3 separate regions of the Mus musculus genome follow, and regions 2 and 3 are each linked to region 1. A link is a loop called in an ENCODE intact Hi-C map of the cell type or tissue named here. Cell type or tissue: heart. All regions are shown on one strand. Region 1 overlaps Chit1 (chitinase 1 (chitotriosidase)). Region 2 has its middle 9.2 kb from the start of Adora1. Region 3 overlaps Mybph (myosin binding protein H).

The links. A loop is a pair of places that touch in the nucleus more often than their neighbours do. Peaks named below come from ENCODE experiments on the same cell type or tissue, not always from the same donor. Only the 100,000 strongest peaks of a DNase experiment are listed, where the experiment ranks them.
Region 2: it touches region 1 in a loop (6-fold over the local background); 33 of 42 quality-filtered maps call a loop at or near these places.
Region 3: it touches region 1 in a loop (2.8-fold over the local background); 18 of 42 quality-filtered maps call a loop at or near these places.

The regions. Positions count from the first base shown.
Region 1 is chr1:134,147,613-134,155,612 of GRCm38, reverse strand. It overlaps Chit1 (chitinase 1 (chitotriosidase)), which reads right to left. Exons shown (of 12, transcript NM_001284525.1): 9 at 7,092-7,277; 10 at 6,130-6,237; 11 at 5,008-5,134; 12 at 4,073-4,509. The coding sequence ends at 4,265. Among named protein-coding and RNA genes, the nearest start is that of Gm46158, 30 kb to the left of the region's middle. In heart, CTCF peaks have their summits at 789 (motif pointing left) and 3,764 (motif pointing left); a DNase peak (open chromatin) is centred at 3,772; H3K27ac peaks cover 543 bases; H3K27me3 peaks cover 269 bases.
Region 2 is chr1:134,240,694-134,248,693 of GRCm38, reverse strand. No RefSeq gene overlaps it. Among named protein-coding and RNA genes, the nearest start is that of Adora1, 9.2 kb to the right of the region's middle. In heart, a CTCF peak has its summit at 4,303 (motif pointing right); DNase peaks (open chromatin) are centred at 3,183 and 4,293; H3K4me3 peaks cover 252 bases; H3K27ac peaks cover 2,584 bases; H3K27me3 peaks cover 1,110 bases.
Region 3 is chr1:134,198,814-134,206,813 of GRCm38, reverse strand. It overlaps Mybph (myosin binding protein H), which reads right to left. Exons shown (of 11, transcript NM_016749.2): 8 at 6,964-7,100; 9 at 6,678-6,864; 10 at 6,367-6,419; 11 at 5,582-5,866. The coding sequence ends at 6,403. It overlaps Adora1 (adenosine A1 receptor), which reads left to right. Exons shown (of 2, transcript NM_001008533.3): 2 at 3,224-7,599. The coding sequence ends at 3,863. Among named protein-coding and RNA genes, the nearest start is that of Mybph, 9.4 kb to the right of the region's middle. In heart, a CTCF peak has its summit at 4,566 (motif pointing right); a DNase peak (open chromatin) is centred at 1,323; H3K4me3 peaks cover 273 bases; H3K27ac peaks cover 2,669 bases.

The sequences.
Region 1 (8,000 bases):
GGCCCCATTCCTGCAACCCCACCCCCACCTCACAAGCCCCAGCCATCTGCTGGCACATGATAAATGCTCAAGAGATGCTTATAGCTTTTGGCTTTATAAATCTAATATACCCAGGCAAACTGTATAACCAGATGTTATAGAGAAAAGAGCTGTAGTTTAAAGGCAGAAGAGGGATAGGGGGCAACAGGTAGGCCTGGGACAGGCCCTGACTCCCTCACTGTCTTGTCTTGGATATGGCCCTAGAACCTGTGCCAGCATTGGAGGTCCTATAGGAGTGACAGTGAGACACTAAGGCACGCAGTGATGTATGGATAACCCAGCACAGATGCCTGAATAGATAGATGCCCAGCACACAAAGCCTCAGGTCTACCCAGGACAGAAGATAAAGGAGACAATCACATTGTGCAGGCTTTAACCCAGGAAGGCAATGTCCACTGTGGGTGAGCACAAACCTAGGCTGTGGGTCTTACCTAGAGCAGCATCTAAATCACAGCGTCGCCACACGTTGACCTGGCAACCAGAGGATGATGGGATGATACGTTAGAGGGACATGGTGAGTATTAGAGGACTTCGGTTCACTCTGTAAATATTTGTCATGTGACTAATTCATGCTTTGTGTGGTCCTCAGTCAGTCTGGTAAGAAGTGTTATTAAAAGGACAAAGGATGGGGGCTGGAGGTGGCTCAGCTGTTAAGAGCACTGGCTGCTCTTCCAGAGGACTGGAGTTCAATTCCCAGCAACCACATGATCTCTCATAAGCATCAATAATGAGATCTGGTGCCCTCTTCTGGTCTGCAGATGTAAATGCAGCTAGAGCACTAATTACATTAAATAAATAAATCTTAGGGAAAAACGGACAAATGATGTTTAATAGATAAGCTTGGGAGGGCAGTGTCCTGTCATGCAAGGGTAATTCGGTATGGGGGGGGGTGTCTCTAGGTTGCAGAAGTGGTTTCTGTACCTGAAGATAACACACACACACACACACCCATGGTGTACAATCCCCAGCAATGCATAAAATGGGAGTGGCAGTTCCCACCTGCAATGCTAGCACTTGAGAGGTTGAGGTGGGATCAGAAGTTCAAGGTTATTTCCCATTATAAGTGATCTATTGAGCTTCAAACATGTGTAATGGAAGGAGAGGACCAGTGTCCGTGTTCTGGGAGCAGAGTCCACTGTCCACTGGGAACCCAGTGATTTGATTTGCCCAGGCCCAGGTGCCTTCAGGAGAAAAACCAAGGCTGACCTTGTGAGGGTGACTAGAACTATCAAAGACAGATGTTAAAGCACAGGGTGGAGGGAGGAGCCAGAGAAAGACACAGGCAAGCCAGTGCAGCAGGGAGTGGTGCAGAGCTGGTTCATCTCTGGAGTGTGCAGAGCCTGGGTAGTGACTGAGCTAGCCTGGGCTGAGGCCGGCAAACAAAACAGTGGCCCAGGATCCCTAACCATGGCTGTTCTTACCCACAACGCCACCACTCAGGTGAAAAATGGCCTGATCAGTCTCATCTATTGGACTAAGATTCAGGGACGTAGGTATGGTTCTTGGAGACCCGTGTATGAGGCCACAGTCACGGGCACTGAACTGGGTTCCTTCATGCTAGAGGAAGGACCACAGCCAGGGCAAATCAAATGAAGTGGCATTTTAGAAGAGCGGCCAAGGTTGGGGCTCTGACCTATGAGTTCAGTCAACAAAGCAACCAGGGAAGGGCTGGCCACCCACAATGACCCAAAATCTGAGGATGAGATGGGCAGGTCCTTCTGGATTTTAGGATGCCCCAATGTGACTCCCTCCCCCCAACTGAGGGATCTTTCAAACTGCTCCGCACAATGGTCACACCCACACTGGGTTTCAATATCGAGCCATGCAGGCTTCCTACTGTAGCCCTCACCATCACCTGAAAGGATCTCATTTGTTCCTTTCAGTTTATCTGCTGAATATTGAATACTGGCCCTTGGAAAGCCCAGCCCTGAACACTTCACACTACCCTCTCTGCACCCCCACCCAACACTGCACATTGCTCCACCCTGCTATGTCCACCCGGCATATGGATTGAAATATTACAGATGCCGAGAGACCCAACTGTAATGGAAGGACACAGAGCCAGAGGGGCCCAGGGCCCACGGTGGGGGTGGAAGGATCAGGGTAAGCACAGTTGGCTTTAGGTTTGCTAAGTGCTTCAGGCTCAGCAGAATCCTGAGTGGTGGCTGCCCGGAGGCTGCATGCTGGCATCTGGATGCCTAAGGTTAACTAACGCTGACAACTGGGTACCAGGGGACCGAAACAGTGTGCGTGATAGCAGGAGGCGGGGGCTGACAAGGGGTCTCGACACAGTCGACGAGACGATCCGGACTTTATTCTTCGGGTTGGGAAGGCTGTTTGGAGTTCTTAGCAAGGGAAGTGATTGGCTCAGATCCTTCATTTCTAAAGGCTGAGCTGATTAGGTGTGCAGGGGAGACTAGAGAAGGGAGGGTCAGGGAGCAGAGAGACCAGGGAAAAGCCTTATCTGAGTGAGAGGTGACATGTGGCCCTGGCTGAGGCAGGGACTGTGGGGAGGAACAGGGGCGTGAAGACCAGGGAGAAGCCACAGAGCCTACTCTCCTATCGATAAACCCAGCACAGACAAAAGGTTTGGTATCTGGGAGGACTTTGGCCATCTGCCCACTCAGGAGAACACTTTTACTGATAGTAGACCATTTGTTTCATGATTTAACCAGCAGACGCAAGATAAAGAAAGAGGGAAGAATACGGACTCCCAGGATGACAGTGGATAGCTGCTCAGTCACCCAGACAGCAGGAGTGGCCCCATCCATCCCACAGAGAGGGAACCTCAAGCTGAAGCCATTAGTGGGCCTACAGTTATCTCTGCTGTCACACGTGTGCCATAGGAAGCTGCCCCTGCCTGGATCCTTTTCTAAACAGAGAAGGCCAGAGGACAGGCAGCGGGCACGAGTGGGCAAGTGCTAGTTTTGTCCATAGGAGAGTAGGCTCCATGGCTTCTCCCTGGTCTTCACGCCCCTGTTCCTCCCCAGACTCACAGTCCCTGCCTCAGCCCAGGCCATGTGTCACCTCTCACTTAGACACTCTTGTGATTACAACTCACCTCTCTCCCACCTAACTCATTCCCAACCCCAAACCAAGGCTTCCAGCAAGTGTGTAACAAGATAAACTTTAGGGAATGAAGGTTTTCTTTAAACTCAACAATCAAGGTGCTTCAGGGATACATATTACTTGCTTGTTCTTTTTTTTTTTGTTTGTTTGTTTTTTGTTTGTTTGTTTTGTTTTGTTTTTTTTGTTTTTTTTGGTTTTTTTTTTTTTTTTTTTGGAAACAACGTCTCACTACATAGCCCAGGCTAGCCTAGTGCTCAAGTTCCTCCTGCCTCAGCCTCAGCACTGGGGTTGTAGGCACGTGACCCCACGGCCTGTTAGATCACTCTTTAATAGATGACCCTGGGGGCACACGCTTGTCTTGGCCCATTTTAAGCCTTTGTTCTGGACTCAGAACTGGCTAGAATCTGACTTCATCTGAGATGCCTGTAAAATGCAGATAATGATCGTTCCGTGTCATCTACCTACTGGGAGTGGTGATTGAGGTGAGGCACGTGAAAGGCCCCCAACAGGGTTCATTTCAAAGTGAGCGTTTAGTTCAGGGTCTTCTTTATGGAGCGCCCAAGCCCTGACAGGCTCACGAGTGACTCTGTGGACTAATGGCTTCACTGGTGGACACAGAGCAGTAAACTGGGAAAAGCTCATCTCTGCTGCCACCTTGTGTCCATTTGGGAAATAACAGTCTAGCAGTCTAGCAGAGGTTAAGCATCTCTTTCCCCAAAGGCTCCTACAAGTGGATCTGGCCGGGCCTTGTACGCTGCCACCTGTGTTCTGGAGGACTCAGTGAGGAGACTTTCATGGGGCCAGGCACATCGGAAATGCAACTCTGGCTCTGAACTTTCCTACTGTGTGCCATCCTTTCCTCTGACCTTTGCCTACTGTGTGCAGCCCTTTCCTCTTGGTCCTCCCCATACCTCCCCCCCCCCAACAAACACTGTCCTGAGAGAGCTTCTTTAAGTCACAATGTCAGGGGTGAAAAATATGTTTATTTTTCAGATAAAGAGGAAGCCTAAAAGAGACAAAAAGGAAACCAAGAAGCTGATCAGAGGTGGGGGCATGGAAGGAACAGAGAGGCCTGCAGGCCCCAGGGAAAGCAGAGGCAGGTGGTGGGGGACCCCAAGCCTGGCCTCAGACTGGAGTTGGATGGGGTTCCAGGAACTTAGCTCCAGGTACAACATTTGCAAGAGGCTCTAAACACCAGGCCTGGAGGACAGCTCTGCTGGAACAGCCGCCCTCCTCCACAGTTGTAGTAAGTGGACTCGTCTCCAGGGTTGGGGTAGACCCCATCAGCTTTGCCTTGGCAGAAGTTATCTAGCCCTGGGCTGGGTCCCTGCTCTGGCATAGAAGATGGGCGTGGCTCAGGTATTATCTGTTCTGGGCTCCTTGGAGTCTCGGATGGAAGATCTAGAAAGACAAGGACGATTCAAGCAATGTTGGCCAACAGATTCCAAACCACAGGCGGAGCACACAACAGCAACCACTGGAGGAGGCGGCCCAGCACCCCTGCTCCCACATCCAGACCGCAGCCACAACCTGCAGCCAGGCACTGTCTGGAAGACAACCTGTGCCACACAGTAGTAGGCAGCTGGTGACCACATACCAGCTGTGACACCCAGCCATATACCAAGGAGGGGCACCTAGGGGCTGCATATGATAGGGTGAGGCTTGGCTTTCTTCTTGATAAGAGCAGAGACCTTTGGAGGGAATCCATTACTACGCCCCCGTCAGGTATTGTCAGCAGGAAACTGGAAACGGCACGAAGCACGGGGTTTCAACAGTTTCCTTAGCTACTGGTGTACGTGAACTTTGAGGAATCACAATTTTGGGTGATGGTGTTTCCTCAGAAAGGCTTATGGGGTGGGGAGTGTGCACCCCACTCTCTGAATTCAACCCTTTACTCACTTAGTTCCTGCCGTAGTGTCCGGATGAGAGGGTACGGGCCCTGGTTGCAGAAGGAACCCTTGAAGTCATCCAAGTCCAGGACCCAGACCATGGCTCCTCCCAGCCCCTTCTGTTTCAGGTAGGCAGCCTGAGGGTGTGAGCAGATGTGGGTGATTAAAATCTTGTCTACTGGTTGCTACAGGCTCAGTTACCACAGGGGATCAGGTCTCAGCTTCCCCAAAGTTCTGAAGCAAGCTTGGCCTTCACGGCTTCAGGTCCTTGTTACCCTGAGGGCCCCTGAGGGAATGCGCTGAGCTGGGCGTTCCCTCAGAGAGCACCATGACGTTTGCAGAGAGGGCTGGGAGCTGACCCCCCTCTTCTTCACGGGTCACCTTGTTCTCATGGTCCACTCGTTCCTGCTCCCTCCCGACTGCCCACAGTCTCCTCCCTGGACACCTGCCTATCTTCTGACTTTTAGGGCTTGTACAATCCTTCCTCCCTAAACAGCTTCTACTCTTTTCTAGATTCCCACAGAGCGCTGTCTGCCCCAAGAGGTCTGTTCACAGACAAGTGTTGCTCTGTTCCTTCAGGAGCTAAGCATCAACTCAGGAAGAGAGGCCAGGAAACACATTAAGGAGGCCATATTAGACAAGATGAAAGGGTCCTATAAGTAAATCAATGACACACATATGTTCCAAATGTGGCCAACAGACTGGATAAAAGTCACAGGTTCCACTATGCACATTTCTCCTTTCCATGTGTCTGTAGAGTTAGTATTTTGGTAAAATACAAATCTTGCCAAGAGGACCACTCAGTGTAGATCTCTCTCTCTCTCCTCCCTCTCTCTCTCTCTCTCTCTCTCTCTCTCTCTCTCTCTCTCTCTCTCTCTCTCTCTCTGTGTGTATGTGTTTCTCTGTACTGGGGCTTAAACCATGGGCCTTGTACGTGCCAAGCAGATGCTTTAGCCCTGAGCTACATCCCCAGCCTTCACCGAGTCTTTATCAACAGATGATAAATGTTCAGGATGCTGTCACATGAAGAGGGTGAAATGTTGGGGCATTTACAAGAACACTCATCCTTGAAGACAGATTAAGTGCTGGCGTTATTGATGGGCCGCCTCCTCCCAGCCGGGCTGGGCCTCACCTTGGCTTTGAAGCTTTCCACGTCGTCAAAGCTCACCCACTGGTTGTCCTGGAAGGCGTAAGGCACCTTCTGGTCCTCGATTCTGTGTCTTTCCTTCCAGGAGCAGGCCTGCAGGAGCAGAGATGTGTTAGGAAAGAATAACACTAGTAGGTACTGACAAACAAGCCTGCCTCCATCTTAGGCTTAAAAACCACCTTCTAGTAAACACAAAGTAGGCTCATTCCTGTTTGTGATTACATCTCTGTTTCTATGTCCCACCTGTAACTTTAACTACAAATGGTTCTGGACTGCCTGTTCCAGAAAATGGCAACCATAACTTTGTTTCAAAAATGTTGTTATGACCACCCATTGTTGTGACCACCTTGGTATGACCACCTTGCAGTTACGCCTTTGTTTCAGGAGGTCATCATGACTGGCTTATAGCGCTTATGTTCTGCTTCTGGGACCCCACCTGTTTGCCTGCCAAATCTCCCACTTGGAAACTCCCTATGCCTAAACTATACAAACCCTTATCTTCCCCATGCCCACTTCTGACTTCCTGAACCCTTCCTTAGGAGGAAGCCGCCTGTGTATACAAATAAAACAACCCCCCCCAAAAAAACCTTGTTTTAATTAATTGTTTGCTTTAATTAATTTGGCTTGGATGGTTTGGGTCAGTGGTCTTTCTGGAATCTTTGGGATTAACAGTTCCTGTCCCCTCATGCCAAGAGGAGACTGGAGATTAGAAAATTCCTATCTGAGGAAGCCTAGAGAACATAGTAGATCTGTGGAGTCACCTAGGGCTGCAGATTTAAACTTTAGGCTTCCGAGCTTAAAGATATACACAAGGGGTCCAGGGCGGGATAGAGTTCCCTTGGCCGAAATTCTCCATGCAAGCCACCTTTCCTCAGAAACTACAGGAGAAGCCCTCTTACCGATCAGGAGTCCTCTAGCATATTCAGGGTAGCTAAAAGTCGTCTTACCTCATAGTAAGCCAGGACCCCTTTGTCCTTCGTATAGGGGCCTGGGGCACCAGGCCCTGTGGCTGGGGCCCCAACTCCATTGTCTGACGAGGAGGCCAAGGTGAAAGAGCGTCCATAGGTAGGCATGCCAAGGATCAGTTTGCTGGCTGGGGTCCCCTTCTGCAGCCAGAGCGTCACAGCAGCATCCTGGTAGAGAAGGGGGCCTGCTTATCTGTCTTTACCTTGGTTTTGGTTGCCTAAGAACGGGGTTCTAGAGGGATCAACGGGACCTGGATCTCCCCAAGGCTTTTCATAGGCATCCCGTTTATATCCATCTTCTTTCATTCCCACTTTAGACTCCTACATCCTATGAGGGAAGCTGCGAGGTTCAATAGCCAGATTTGGGGATTTGGAACCAGTCAACCATGTACCCAACAAGTAGTCACCGACAGTCCCCTGTGCACCAGGCTCTTTCCCAGAGGCCTGGAATACATCACTGTAGAAAGAAGACCGAGATCCCTGCCTCACTTGGCAATGTAAGGGCATACATGAGCCTAGCAGAAGTGATACAGCAAGCTGTGAGCATGTTCTCTGTTAACTAGTATGGTGAGAAGTTTCGCCAGGGAACAAGGTCAGGGGCTTGGGTTGGCATCCCTGGTGTCTACCCACAATCGTGTGATAACAGATGTGTAATTCTAGGCCTGTGGCTGGAAGAGACATTGGATCTAGTGATGCTGAGTAACTATTGAAAAATGAAAATTTGTCCTTCGGGCCTATACTGTGGCTCAGTGTCCTCATGGTGAGTCTGGGCCTCTTCGGTAAAGACAGTTTTCATTGCATTGATTTCTTTTTGTTAGTCTGAATAGATTACCCATGATCAAACCCCAAATTTCTGAGAGAAAAACTAGGGTCCCTGAATGACACATCTTA
Region 2 (8,000 bases), 93 kb before region 1:
ACTCACTTTCCTTCCCTTCTCTTCTTTCCACTGCTATTTCACTTAAATATTCGCCATCTGTTACATGGGCAGATTGTAGCAGTTAATCAACTGTATCTGTAATAAACAACAGTATCCATGCACCAGGGATTCTACCAAGGAGCCCAACCAGTCTGGGTGCATTTACCTATCCCATTTTTGTCCCTCCTATCTTTGTATGCATACATCCTATTGCATACTTGTAACCATAACAGAATTTTAATTTTGTAGTCTGTCTTAAAATTTAATATAGAGACATTTTCCATGCTCCTACAGTCTTCATAATGATCAGTTTAATTAATGATCCCATAATATTTCACGGAGTGGACGCACCAAGTTTCACTTAACTGTTTCCTTTCTGGCAGACAGTGCTGGTATAATGAAACTTCTCCTTCTCCTTCTTCTTCTCCTTCTCCTCCTCCTCTTTCTCCCCCTTCTATTCTTCTTTTGTTCTTGTTTGTTGTTTTGTTTTTGAGTTAGGGTCTCACTCTGTAGATCAGGCTGGCCTCAAACAAACTCACAGAGATCTGCCTGCCTCTGCCTCCTAAGTACTGGATTAAAGGCCTACACCACAATGCCCAGTTTATGAAGCATATTCTCTACTTCCTTTTTCTTCTTCCTCCTCTTTACTCCCCCACCCCTCACCCCCTTTTCTTTTTTCAAATCTCTTTGTCCCCTTCTGTGTGGAAAGAGCAATCATCCCACCAGGCTACAAGATTTTGGAAGAGAGTGATTAAAATTTTATTTTTTAAAATGCTCTGAGGATGTTTATGATCCTGAAACAGTATAAATGGCAGCCCCTTTTCTTTTCAGGGAGTAGAAACACAGCGCCAGGTAGGACCCGGAAGGACTAGATTGTAGATGGCTCAGACTTGATATAGAGACACAAGCGATAGGGTAAATGGCTGTCAATAGGAGAGGCTAACAAAATGCTGCCCAATGCCATTGTCAGTTCTGAGAGAGGACGTGGAATCTGAAGAGACTGCAGAGCTGCATGCACTGATGTAGGCAGGCAGACTTTTGAAATCTGTTTTTGAGCCGGGCGTAGTTGCACATGCCTTTAATCCCAGCACTCGGGAGGCAGAGGCAGGCGGATTTCTGAGTTCGAGGCCAGCCTGATCTACAAAGTGAGTTCCAGGACAGCCAGGGCTATACAGAGAAACCCTGTCTCAAAAAAAAAAAAAAAAAAAAAAAAAAAAAAAAAAAAAAAAAAAGAAAGAAAGAAAAGAAAAGAAGAAGAAAAAACAAATAAAATCTGTTTTTACATTCATTTATTTGTTGGTGTGTATGTATGTGCATGTGTGCGTAAGTTAAATGATATTTGTACCTGATTCTCTTTAGGGTGTGGCTCAGCCCTTAGCATATACCTTTAGTCCCTCTGGCTGGAATACCCTTAGTATTGACTGTTAATCCAAAACAATCAAGGTAAAGTTAGTTTGTAGAAGGAAGCCCCCATGTTTGAAAGTGATGTCTAATCGAGTGGCAGACAAAGTGACGAAAAATTCGACAGAATAGGATGTGTCCATCCAATTCTCATGAGAAGAGAGAGGAAAGGGAAGCTACTTAAGGGAGAGATAGCCGGGACAGGAGGATGAGAGTGCAGCACAAGAATACAGGAGAGTTCGTGGAGAGCAGTGCAGTGGAGTTGAGAGGGAGAGACAAGCAGCCCGAAGGGAGATGGAGGCAGGTTTACTGGGAGAGCTTAACAGAGACAGGTTGAAGATAGAACAAGCTAGAAGAAGGTGAAGACAGAACAAGCCAGAGAAGGGGAACTTAGAACAGATTTCTAGAGTTAGCTTGAGGCCAAGCAGAGCAATTCAGAGGCTGAGAGCCAGATTGAATACGTCAGCTGGGAGAGGAGTTTAAGCCAGAATAGCTGAGTTGAATCAGCCAGTTAGAGCTCAGAAAGAATTAGGAAAGGGTGAGCTAACTCAGCAGTGAGTCTCAGAGGCTGAAAACGTTTTAGGCCTAGATAAGATTATGCAGAAGCTAGAAACTGGGCCTTGGTTAGCGGAGTGAAGCAGTAAGCCTCAGAGATGACAATTACATCAGGCAAATAAAGGTTACAGTTACGTGGGTGTGTGTGTGTGCGCGCGTGTGTGCAAGTGCACTCACACGTGCTCTTGTGGAGGTCAGAGGATCACTTTCAGGAGTCAATTCTCTTTCCACCATGCTGGGCTTGAGGACTGAACTCAGGCTGTCCGGCTTGGCAGCAGGTGATTTTATCCACTGAGTCATTTTACTGGCCCAGGTAGGGTGATTGCTGTTGTTTTTGTCTGTTTTTTGTTTTTTGTTTGTTTTTTACAACAAACTCATTTGCAGAATACTTGTAGGTTACAACTTCCTCAAGAACAATAAAAGCCAATACCTGCACAAGCCTGTGAGTGCCATAATGTATATGTGTATATAACTTATGCATGTAAGTGGTACAAAATATGGCAAATGCTTGGAAATACCCCAAAGCGTTCACGGTGGTCCCTCTGTGCTCAGAAGGGTCTGGGTAGGGAATTGGTAAGGGAATTTGAGCTGAACTGTAGTGGCTTCACTGTCAAGAAAAGTATAGTCAGTCCAGGACTGCTGGTACACATCTGCAATCCCAGCACTTGGGAGGCTGAGAGATAATCAGGAGTTCAAGGCCAGCCTGGGCAACATGAGTACCTGTCCAAAAAAAAAAGGTAGAAAGACGATACAGAAAGAATTTGATTTCTTGGCTGGGAGATAACTTAGTCACAAGTGCGCGCGCGCACACACATGCACACACGCATATACATGCAATTTCCCAACGCCTTGTTTTTCTGTTTGCCATTGTACATTGTTAAAGCGCCTTGCCACAGAAATGAGATTAGAATGTGTTTAAAGATGCAAAGGTCCTTCTGCAGTGAGCGGGCTGTTCACTTTCTTCAGGTGGGAAGGTTCTAGGTTGTTTGGAACATTGTTGGTGGCCTGGGCAGAGAAGAAAGAAGATGAAGTCACCGGATTAGATCCTGTCTCTCAGCCGAGCCTTCCTACCCACCCTAGGCAGGTGGGAGCTAGGAGCTTTGCAATGGAGTCTTTGCCCTAAGTCCTAGACGGAGGACAACAGATGGGGCCACACAGCCCTGACGCCCAGACCGAGGGGAACAGGTGGAGGCTGAGGGGTCAGAGTGTGAACACTGGCGATTCATGAGGGCTACAGGTGGGCGGAGTGCCCAGCACAGGGACAGGGACAGCTGGGCAGCATGTGGGCGACAGAGGGAACAGGGGAAAGGGGGGGGTGGAGGCCCAGAGAGCAGAGGACAAGGAGAGGGGTGCAAGAGGACAGCCCCCTCCCCACAGCTGTGGCAAGAGTGAGGTCAGAGGTCCCAGGCTGCTACGAAAGGTCTAGAGGGCTGCGGGGTGAGGGAACACATTGATCAGGCAGGGTGCCCATCTTTGTCCTCCTTCAGCCCCAGCTGTCCTTTGTGTAGCATTTGGGCCACCCCAGCAGCTGTGCCAGCCTTTGGCTGGGTCAGAGACTGGGCAGCCGAGGGAAACAGCTGCCACCCCTCCTGTTGTAGACTGGGTGGAAGAGCAAGGAGTTGGCTAGGTGGGGAAAATCTCAAACACGTGGCAGGGCGGTGCCCTACTCCTCGTGGACAACTCCTACCTGCCATTAGTTACATGTTAGGGTGGGAAGGGCCAAAAAGCTATGCAAACATCAGTGCTTAGGGGTGTGTGTCAAATGCTCAAGTGCGACCAACTTCACAATACCACCAAATCCTCCCAGCCACACACATAGAAAAGTCGATAGTTTGCATTTTATAGACGGCAAAACTGAGGCTTCCTGGTCACATTCCCAGTTAGGGACATTTGAGCCAAATTTACTAGGCCCTGGAGGCCTTTGAGGAGAATTGGGTGACCTAGGGTTCTGTGCCCAGACGCATGGTGTTCCCAGAAGTACTGGAGGTGGAAGGTCTGCGATGAACCACTCCTGAGGCAGGCTGGCCGGAAGCAGACGGTGCTGGGAACCCCGTCTTTGAAGATTTCCCCAGAGCAGGGAGGGCTCCCAACACATGCTCTTCGGGCATGTTCAGGAGATTTTGCCTGCAAACATAAGAAGCAGCGGGGCTGGTAACAAAGGATTTGGATTGGGCACCAGGAGACCAAAGTCGCCATCGGGGTGGCATATTTGTTGGACATTCCTAGGGCTGGTCCCCTGGGCCTTCCAGCTGAGTTCCAGCAGCTCCACCTCATTCGCCACGTTCCCCAGAGTTGTCACCTGATTGTGTCCGCCCTTCGGCTCAAAGCCCCGCCCAGGCTCCAGTGCGCCAGCAGGGGGACCCCGAGCTCCAGACAAGGGCACTGAACGTTGATCTGTAGCCTCTCTGCCCTCCCTCAGCCTCTGTAGGCTGCAAAAAGGGAGAATTATTGCCATGTCACCCGCGATGCCACGAGGGGCTAAAGAACCCACAAAGATAACGTGGTTCTGCTGTCTTGAATCTCATTCTGGACCGTCTGCTCCGGGAGCCGCGCCGGCCCTGTGTGATGAGGTTGTCCAACTTTGGGGTGATCGAAACAGCTCAGTGGTGGAGGGCTTGCCTTGCAAGTGACACCCTGGGTACTGGGGAGGGGAAAATGAAGACGTCTAGACATCGAAAGACCCCTCTGTCCCTAGCACGAGCGACCAGGTCGAGTGACTGGCTTTTAGGAATAGGAGTTAATTTCTGGTCTGTGGGTCCATAGAGGGGACCGATGGTCTGCCCAGCCACAGACCATCTTTCTCAGGTCATCTCTCTTTTCCGGCCTTAGGCAAGTGGCCCTGCTCAGGGTGTGAATTTCTTCCAGGTTCAGGACTGAGGTGAGGTGGATTTGAAGGGAGTGTCTGTAGAATGGCATTTAGAGTTGTGCTTAAGATCAGGAATGGGCGCCAGGCTAGGCAGAGGGAATGAGCCTGTGTGACCGGTTTGGACTCCACAGAGTGAGGAAGGAGGCTCAGTGTCTGCACGCCTGACTTCCATGCCCGCTGGAGAGGAACACAGCCTATGAAAATGTGTGTGGTAGGCCTTCTGACAGGCTCACAGCCCCAGGGCCCCAGCTGAGCAAACCCCACCCCAGTTGGTGCTCAGCTTAACAGGATGAAAACTTTGCTGGCTTCAGTGTCTTCAGCCCTCGTGCCTCAGACTGGTACACGTGGCACCACACTAAGGCACCACTGTGAGGTGACTATGCTCATCGCTACTATTGCTTTTCTGTCCCCTGAGCTCTGATGTGTGTGTGTGTGTGTGTGTGTGTGTGTGTATACTGAAGACTGGGTAATCAAAATGTGAACTGTCCATGAAATGAAGTCTTCTCCAGCCATTGAAACTAAGCATTGAGCTAATGAGATGGCCTGGTGGTTAAAGGAGTTTCACATGAAGCCTGATGACTTTGAGTTATAGCCTCAGAAACCATGGTGGAAGGAGAGAACTGACTCCCAGAAGTTATCCCTCTGACCTCCAAATAATTGAAGGAGGAGCATGAGGAATAAGAGGAGGAGGAGGAGGAGGAGGAAGGGGAAAAGGAGGAGGAAGAAGAGGAGGAAAAGGAGGAAGAAGAAGAGGAGGAGGAAGGGGAGGAGGAAGAGGAGGAAGAGTAGGATGAGGAAGAAGAGGAAGAAGGGGAGGTGGAAGAAGAGGAGGAGAAGGAGGAGGAGGGGGGAAAGGAGGAATAAGAAGAGGAGGAAAAGGAGGAAGAAGAGGAGGAGGAAAAGGAGGAAGAAGAGAAGGAAGAAGAGGAGAATGAGGAAGAGGAGGAAGAAGGGGAGGTGGAGGAAGAGGAAGAGGAGGGGGAAGAGAAGGAGGAAGAGGAGGAGGAGTAGGAAGAGGAGGAGGAGGAGGAGAGAACTGATACATGCTACAACTCAGATGGACCTTGAAACATTAAGGTATTCAAAGGAAGCTGTCACAAAGGACCACTGAGGAGCATCCACAACAGGCAATTCTATAGAAGGAACAGTTTATCACTGAACTGCCCAGCCCTTTAATCTTAACTATTCATAAGAGTTGAACCACAAGCTTGAGGCTAGCCTGGGTTATACAGTGAGAATCTGTCTCAATCCTGCCCCCTCCCCCAAAGATTTGTGTTGCCTGGGGCTGGGGAGGGGGAGTAGTAGTTGCTAACGGGCACAGGGTTTTTAGAGGGAGATGATGAAAATGTTCTAGACAGAAACGGTGCTGATGGTTGCACAATTCTGTAAATACAGTCTCAGAACTGAGGCCTGTACACTTTAAATGAGTGAACTTTCTACTATATAAACCATTTCCCAATAAAGCTGTTAACAGTTTTTAAACTGGATGTCCTGAATGTATTCTGGTAACTCTAGTTGGTGAACATTTGGCTTGTTTCTGCTCTGAAGCTATTTTGAGTAACACTGCTGTGAAAACCTTAGCCTGTCTCCCTCCTTCCACATTCTGAGGGCCCGCTCTCCATGATGTGCTGGAGGGCCTCTTCTTATCAAAGGGCAGCGATGGATGGGTGGGAAAGGAGGGGGCCATGGAGAGAATTGGGAAGCCAGCCTAGCTAGCATCTAACAGAAGTCACATAAATCCCTCCCTGCCTCGATTTCCCCTTCTGCCCAGTGAAGGGGAGAGGAGGCAGAGTCCTTTTCCTGACTTCTTGCAGGTGGTGTTGAGTCCAGGAAGCTGTGCTGTTCAGCATACAGTGGGCTATCCAGGGTGGCATTTGTCTGTCAGTGGTGGGGCCAGTCTGTTTTCTTTTGACTGGTGGAGGGTCAGTGAGTCTTCCAGAAGGACCCCTCTGGGTACACAGAGAGTCAGGGAAGCCAAGAAATCCATGACTGGCACCTGGTGAACAGGACTGTGGTGCAGGCTGGGCTTTGGCCACCAGAGGAGGAGGAGGAGCAAGAACGGGGGCAAGACCAAGTTTTTATTGACATGAAATGTTGTTGACAAATTATTGGCTACGTATCAATAGAGGTGCGCTTCAGACAAAAGCCTGGGAGCATCCCGGAAACACTCAACAAAGGACCGGGGGCCTAGGGAATGGGGGAAAGTCAGGGATTTCCAGGTCTGTGAGCAGGTAGAGCGTCAGGCACAGTGCTGAGTCCGGTGAGCTGTCAGTATCTGCTTAGGTCCCCATGGGCTTGCAGAGGTAGTGTGGAGAGCCTGCCCTGGGCTCAGCATCTCTCCCTCTGATTCATCTCTTCTTGCCGCTGCCTTCTTCACTGAAGCTGTGAGCATGCTCAGATCTTCCCCCAGCTAAAACCAACCTCTTTGTGACCTCCTTCTCCTGCAGCTAACCATCCATCTTTTGTTCTTTCGCCTGCCAAGCTCCTTCAGAGACGAGTTTGCACCCACGGCTTCCACCCTTAGCTACCTGCGGCAGCTTTAACCTGGGAGAGACCCTCAGCCACCCACCCCCTCCTACCAGGATTCTTCCAGGCCTCCGTTCCCTTCCTGTCACACAAGATGATGGCTTCCCTTCCTGAGGCCACTCAGAACAACTCTTCCTGAAGTGTCTCTTCCCTTCTGGCTGCTTTCCCTTCTGATTTCCTCCTGTGGGTGGGCGGGATATACGGGCCAGCCTCCTTGCTCCCTTCCTCAAGTAATCTTGCTTCCCCCAGGGGAAATCTTGTTCAGAGAGGTCTCCACTCTTACCGAGACAGAGATGAACATGTCCACATTCATGCTCTGGGTTTTTCTAGAGGCCCACAAAAACCCTGTCAGGGCCACACCACACTTGTTCTACCTTCGGTCTCCACTGCCAGTGTCTCCTTCGTCAGTCATCTTTCTCTCTTCCTTTTTCCTTGGTTGCTGCACATGGCCAGCCGCTGAGCCCAGCACACCTCCCATGCAACATCTGCTCTTCTCTGTTCCCTCTGCTTCCTTTTCGGTTCAGCTTCTCGCCATCTTTGAGCAAAAGCATTTACTGCTGCTGACAGACCTGCAGCCTTCACTTCCTCTCCTTTGGGGTTGTCTTTCGAAGTTCCGTTGTCTTGGGTTAGGTTGAAGCTCGGTAACCCAGTG
Region 3 (8,000 bases), 51 kb before region 1:
GGACCCCGCTCTCAGAACTTAAGGTCACCTGGTTCTCCCTCCAGTTTTAGGGGGTGCCCTTCTTGGGCCAATCCAGTTTTTTCCCGTGTTAAAACAGAGGTTATTCTGAATCTGCTACCATCTGAGTCTAAATGACCCAGTTAACCTGCGTCCTGAAGGGGGTCTGGGCTTGAAAGTAGAAGACCTGGGCAAGTAGACATGCCAGTCCATATTACTGTCATTCTGTTACGTGCTACACGCCCACACAGTGTGGTCATGGCATTCCCCCGAGACATGGCTGCAGAATGGCTTTTCCGACTATAAAAAAAAGATCTAAGGGAAAGATTTGGATGCAGTAATGGGAAGCAGAAACCTTGACCCCACCCTCCCTATGTCTGCAGCCCCTCTGCTTTGGGAGAGGCCTACCTTGTCTAACCACCTTTCACCAGATGAGGGTCAGAATTGTACCCCGTAAGGTGGTCTGCCTTTCTGTGTTCTTTCCCTATACATTCTTGCCCTGAACTTGCTTCCTCGTGTCTAGAAGGCGCTATGGGGGATGGGGGAGGCACTTGAAGATCCGCATGAGTCAGATCTGTGTGAGCTGTTTAGATAGTACTAGGGCTGTGTTTGCTGAGCTCCTGGGAGTGCTGGGATGTTGCAGGTACGTTTGCCTAGGAGCTTGGTGGGGTAAAAGCCCAGGCTAGGGAGTATTAAGAGGGTGTTTTTGGGGTATTTGAACACATGTTATCTTATTCTTATATCATCGCTACACTCTGAAGCAGGATGGATTTGAGTTAGCAAGCAGCAGACTCAGTGCCTACATTCAGGTCTTCTGACTGAAAAAAAAAAAAAAAAGATAACAGCGACCTGGATGTTCTGCTGCAGAAATGAGGGAGGAGAACAGTTTCACTGTGTTGGCAGAGTGAGGCACCAGAGACTGAGCTAGCTTTATGGCTTCCCGATAGTCTGGGAACACAAGAATCCTGTTATCTATCACAGAGGTGGGAGCGGTCAGGACTTTAAAGGCGTTAGAGTCAGCTGCAGTCAGTCCTCACTTTCTTGGTTGGAATGGAGGGATTAGATAAGGGGTTCCAAAGGCCATTGCTTGCTGGCCTTTCAGAGGACCGTCTGCTTCCCCCAGTGATGCCCTCGTCTCTGTAGCCTGCAGGAGCAGGTGGATACCAGTGGGTCCCTATGGGTCCAGAAACAGAAAGCCACAGATTCTAATGGCACAGGACAGAAGAAAATAGTTGGAGCCCTCCCTTCACACCCAGTGCTCTGGAGGCCACCCCAGCCCTCTCAGGAGCTGCATTGGAAAATAACAATTGGGCAAGCTGCAGCCACTCTGCAGCTCCTTGGCACAGAGCTGGGCAGCCTTTGGCACTCTCTCCAGAGTGCCAGAGTGCCGGCAGAGGACACTGTGGCTGGCTGCTGGGTAGTGTGATTTTAGGGGAAGTGGGAAGCCCCCGGGGATATTATTAAAACCCTCAACCCTCGGTGACAAGAGAGGCTGTCACCTCTGGCTGATAGGCAGTCTTGTCTCACATGAGTCATTTCAAATGTGTGTGTCTTCTGTGCCTGCAGACCTGGAGAAGGGTAAGAACTCTACCTGTCTCCTTGTTCTTGTGCTGTCATCGATTCACCCCAAATATGAGCTACGTAAGGCTGGCAAGACAACTGAGTGGGTAAAGAAAAGCACTATCTGCCAGGCCTGACAAAGATCCCTGGGACCCATATGGTGAAAGGAGACAACTGATTCTCCTAAATTGTTTTCTAACCTCTACACACACACACACACTGAATGTAATTTTAAAAATTAAAATTTTTTGAGCAGGGGCTGAAGAGATGGCTCAGCTATTAGCCCTAGGCTCAGTTCCCATCACTATATACCTCAGCTGACAACATCTATAACTCTATTTCCAGAGAGTCAGATGTCCTCTTCCCTTCCTGCTCCATGATTACCAGGCACACACAGAGTTCACATACATGCAGAGGAAACATTCAAAATCATAAAAATAAAATAGTAAACCTTTACAAATAAAAAAATGATAAATAGGGACTGGAGAGGTGGCTCAGTGGTTAGAGCACTGGCTGCTCTTCCAGAGGACCCAGGTTCAATTCTCAGCACCCACATAGCAGCTCATGGTTGTCTATAGCTTTTGTCCCATTGGATATAACACCCTCACACAGACATACATGCAAGCAAAAACCAATGTATATAAAACAAACATAAATAAACCATACTTTTAAAAAGATAGACAAGTATGAGCTATGTAGAGGCAGGAATTTTTATTTTGTTCCCAGCACTGAGAACAGTGCCCCGCGCATCCAGAATGTCTGTTGAGAACAGCATCCACGCAAGTGTGCCAATGCGCGGATGGGAGGAAGTATGAAGTGCTAGCAGATGCTCGGCAAACACCAGGCTTTCTTCCCTGAGAATCATCCCAATTAGGCGAGCATTGCTGAGCTGGTCCTTGACGCCAACCTGTGCGACTGCTTGAGGGTGATGGGAAGCCGGGAAGCAGGAGATGAGATGCTCATAGCGGAAACAGAACAGGGCCTGGTGTCGAAAGGCTTCTGGGGACTCTTGCTTTTTCGCCACCTGGCTCTTCGGGAGAATGGGGACACGTTAGGAAGCCCGGGACAGTGCTGTTAGCTTCTGTGGGGCCTTGGAAAGGCTTTCAGAACTGTTTTCAACCTCTGTCTAGTTGGCTGTCCTTATATTGCCACCCTAGCACTGTTATAGTCCAGCGGTGAGAAACCAGGAAGGTCAATGTGAGGACAGTCAATGAGCTGTACTTGGGCCATTTGCTTAAGACTCTTGCTACTAGTTTCTGTTATTTTATTGTTTTTTCTTTTTTGTTTTGTTTTGGTTTCTAAGACATGTTTCTCTGTGTAGCTCTGGCTGTCCTGGAACTCACTCTGTAGACTGGGCTGGCCTTGAACTCACATAGATGTGCCTGCTTCTGTTTCCCAAAGAAACAGACCAAATGTGTGTGCCACCATTATCTGGCTCCCATTATATTTATTGGAATTCCTCTCTCTGCTGGAGGAGAAACGAGGCTAAATTGTACAAACTCTGGACTAATCTTAGATCCTAAAGACTAGGTCCCTGGGCTAAAGACACTCACTCTAGACCTTAGACGTGTAGAAGCCTCACCCCTAGTGGCAGGTGAGCCCCAAAGGAGGAGCCCACATACAATCATGGGGGTCACTTCTCATACCTTGTCCTTTTTCCCTACAGGTACAAGACAGTGGTGACTCAGCGGCGGGCAGCAGTGGCCATAGCCGGCTGCTGGATTCTCTCCCTTGTGGTAGGCCTGACACCCATGTTTGGCTGGAACAACCTGAGTGAGGTGGAACAAGCCTGGATAGCCAACGGCAGTGTTGGGGAGCCCGTGATCAAGTGTGAGTTCGAGAAGGTTATCAGCATGGAGTACATGGTCTACTTCAACTTCTTCGTCTGGGTGCTGCCGCCATTGCTCCTCATGGTTCTTATCTACCTGGAGGTCTTCTACCTGATCCGCAAGCAGCTCAACAAAAAGGTGTCAGCCTCCTCTGGTGACCCCCAGAAGTACTACGGGAAGGAGCTCAAGATCGCCAAGTCGCTGGCCCTCATCCTCTTCCTCTTTGCCCTCAGCTGGCTACCGCTACACATCTTGAACTGCATCACCCTCTTCTGCCCCACCTGCCAGAAACCCAGCATCCTCATCTACATTGCCATCTTCCTCACACACGGCAACTCGGCCATGAACCCCATCGTCTATGCCTTCCGAATCCACAAGTTCCGGGTCACCTTTCTGAAGATTTGGAACGACCACTTCCGATGCCAGCCCAAGCCCCCCATTGAGGAAGATATCCCAGAGGAGAAAGCTGATGACTAGGCTCTGCCTTGCTCCATCTAGCCCACACCCAGTGGCTCTCTGTTCAACCCCCATGTCCTCCCTGTTCCCCCCTGTCCCACTGTTCCTCCTCAGCCTTCCCAGCTGGGCTGTGGGCTGTGGACACCAGGGAGGCTCTGAAGAGATGCCATGGAACAGGGCCCCTTCTGTAAGGAGCTGGCTGCCCTGTACCTTGGGGACCTGGAGGAGGTTTGGAGTTGGGGCAGGCCATAGCAGGGAATTGGGTGCCCTCAGGTGAGAGGAGAGTCTTGTGTGCATCATTCCTGGCTGTTCTCTGAGCAGTTCAGAGAGCTGGGGTTAGAATATTCTGGCTCCTTCAGTCAGACAGGGGAGCCTACTATTAGGTGTTGGTGGCCCAAGGGACCAACTTCAAAGTGAGGAAGACAGTCCCTTAGAGGTGGATGAATAGAGAGAAATGGATATGCCGCCGCTTCGCTGTCTCTCCTGTTCTCTAGGAGAAGATAGTAAAACACAGGGAAGGAGACCTCGGCCCCTCCTCCAAGGATTGTGTTCTTGGCCACGCGGGTGCTCTCCTGACCCCGAGAAGCCCAGGGTTATACTTGGGAGACACAGAAAGAATGGGTCCAGGGATTGTCTCTCACATTTGCTCTATTCACAGCCTGGGACTCCCAGTGGGCCATAAAGTCCTTGGGAATAAAAATAGTGCAGAAGGTGCTGGCCTCACATAGCCAGCAGGGAGCAGCACTGAGCCCTTCTTGCCCTGAACTTCCTGGGAGTCTCCAATGCAATTTTCTGTCTGGGCCACCAAGCTTCACCAACTCTCAGAGCAGGCCTGGACTCTCCTGAGGGACACCATCTCTGCTTCCAAGCCCCAGGAGAAGAGCTTCCCCAGGAAGTACAACCCTTGGGAGCATGCTGCCTGAGGGGGGGAGGAGGGAGAGGAAAGCATCTAAGAAGATCCCAGGTGCTCCTGGGCACCTCTGGTGTGCCCAGAAGTGTGAAAGACCAGACCAGACCAGACCAGACCAGACCAGACCAGACCAAAGGAGACTGCTGTCTTCAGTGTGAGAAAGTGCCTTGCTGGCATTTAAATATCCAAAAGGCTCCTGGAGGTGGCTTTAGCTCAGGAGCTGTGTTGCAAATAGAGTGTAGGCTTTTGTGGAGGTCTCAGGTGGGACCAATCCATGTTCTGCTGAGCCTGGATGTCTTCCTTGTATGGACAGCAGGCAGGGGAGGGTGTCAGGTTCTCCCCTCCTTGGGTGTGAATATTGACTCCAAGTCTTGATTCCAGGCTCTTCCTTCAGTTGGAGGTAAGGTGTCCCTGGCTCTCAAGGAGGACCCTATGTCTAATAAAAGATTGTGAAGCCCTGTGGGGAGTGGGGTGCTGGCACCCCAGCACTGCCAGAGGGCAACCAAACCACCTCAGCGGAGAAGATGTAATGGTGGGGGTGGAGGGGAAGCTGGGAGAGGGCTGTGGAGGCAGATGGAAAGTCCCAGAGATGGTGTGTCTGTTGCTATAGTTACACATTTAGGGTAGCACATTGTGAATCAGAAAGCAAGATCCAGAACACTCACATGTCTAAAAAAGAAAGAAAGAAAAAAAAAGAAAAAAAAATGCCCCGTGTCATGTGAGACCCTTCCTGCTGGCACTTTTCTAATCTTGATAGTGTCTCCCCTTCATAGTAACATAGTATTGTTCCATCCGTCATGACACTCATTGCCACAGAAACCCCATGCTATAACACCACACACCTTTATTTGAATACTTCTCATACAGTGTACAACTCTGAAGAGGGTGCCAGTCTCTGCCCCTTCTGGGCCCTCTTGAACCCAGAAGGTATGGCCTGGGGCCTGCCAGGCCTGATCCTGGGTCTGGACCCAGCGTCTGATGGAGGGGGCCTGCAGGTACTAGAGACCCCGCCCCATTCGCTGTTCCTATGGTCTTGGGGATTCCTGGGGTCCTGATCCTCAGGTCTGCAGGACTTGGTGGATAGTGTCCTTCTGCGTCCTGGTATGTGACCAAGCTGCTAGAAGAGATAGTGGGGAGTCGGGTAGAGAACCACCTCCACCCTTCTCAGTCCTTCCTCAGGCTCAATTTCCAAAGCTGGGCTCTGCCCAGTGCAGCTCTGGAGACTTGATAGTTCACCCAGAGCCTCAGAACCACCAAACGAGGAAGGGAGAGCAAGGACTGGGTCCCTACTTTCCTAATGAGGGAAAAGAATGCTGTTTACAGTCACTCAGAGCCAAGCCCAGATGCTGACCTGTGACCACCACCCAGAGTACCCATCCCTTCTGGACCTCCCCAGCATGACCCAGTGCTACACTGTCTTCACCAAACTAAACATGCATGCTCTCTGTCTTTTGCTACAAAAATGGTACCCAGATCTGCCTACTGCTTTCCTGCCCTCCCCTCCCTGTCTCCAGTGACATTTTATGCCTGGGAGGTGGATTCTTCTCTCGCAATCTTCTCTTTGACACCACACTCTCAGTAGAGGTAACTGAAGGAGTAGGTCCAGCCACTCACCTGTCTCCTTGTCCCAGTCTCTGCCTCTGTTGCTCTTTAGTGTGTGGCAGAAGCTGTAAGAGATACTACACGTTAGAGCTTTGGGGGAAGACAGGAGGGAACGGAGAGGTTTGAGGTCAAGAATTTCCAGCACCCCAGTCCCCAAATAGAAAGAACATCTTCCCACTTAGAAAGTCACACAAACAGTTCTTGACCCCTCCCTACCCTTTTCCTGCTCCAGTTTCACTCTGAACTACATCTAGTCCAGCTCCCAAGAGGGACTCAGTCTGTCCACTACAGCAGGGTGCTGAGGGCACCCTTCCGACTCCCACCTTTAACCTCCAGCCGACAATCCACAGAGGCCTCCCCTAGCACGTTGATGGCCTTGCAAGTGTAGACCCCAGAATCAAAGGGGCTGGGCTTCCGGATCTCCAGGGTGCAGACCCCTTGCTCGGAGACGGCACGGTACTTGGGGTCACCCTGGATGTCCATCTTGTTTTTCATCCAGATGATCTTGGGCTGGAAGCAAAGTCAGAGGAGGGTAATGAAGTTAGAACAGCTCTCAAGAGAAACTTTCATTCCTCTGTCCACCCACTCCACCAGCCCAGGGCCCCTGACCTTAGGTGATGCTCGGACGCTGCAGAAAAGCTGCGTGCTATAGCCAGGAGTGGAGGTATGGTCAGCCAGGGGCTGGGTGAACGAGGGCGCTTCTGAGAAGTCTCGCTCAATAAACTCTCTAGGTTTGGCAGTAATATCTAGGTTCAGGGGAGAATTTGAGGTTATAGGGATGCAGGAGGCTTCGGAAGACTGGCCTCAACCCAAAACTTTGAGACATTCAACCTGGTCAACACATGAAGACATCAGAGAAAAGCCTCGCTGAGCAGGGCTGAGGCTGATCAGGAGGTGAACAGAGAGGAGTGGGCAGGAAAACCTGAGCCACGGAGGATTGCGGCAAGAGGCGGACATCACATTCCATTTCTGTCTGCCTCTGAGACCTGAGTGGCTTTCCTTTTTAAACACAAAATGCTCACGGCTGTGACACTCTGGCTGATGTTAAAGAGTATGGCTTCTAGGGTGAGTGAGGTGGCTCAGCGGGTGAGGGTGCTTGTCACCAAGCTTACCACCCTGAGTTCAGTCCCTGGGACCCACGGGGTAGAAGGAGAGACCTGACATGTTGTCCTTAGACTTACACATGCACGTGTGCATGTGAACACACACTCACACACCAATAAATGTAATTAAAATGAGTAGTAATGAAGTGTGGCTTCCAGGGTGGGCGTGCGTGCATGCGTGTGTGTGTGTGTGTGTGTGTGTGTGTGTATCTCTCTCTCTCTCTCTCTCTCGTTTGTGTGTGTGTGTGTGTGTGTGTGTGTGTGTGTGTGTGTGTGGTATGTGCAGGAGAAGATCTGGGATAGATAGGGGTCCTGGAGTTTCACATTTGGCTCCACTGACAGATGCTCAATAGGATGGTAAATACCACAGCCAGTCTTGTGTGGGCGATTGTTTTTAACAATTGCCAGTTTACCTATCATGTACACATTATCCTGCAGAGTGTGTGCCTGGGGACACTGTGTGGGAGACCCAGTGACTGCTGTGATGTTAGCAGCCACTGTCTAAGTACACAGCCTCCTGAGGGGCACTGCTCATTTGCATGG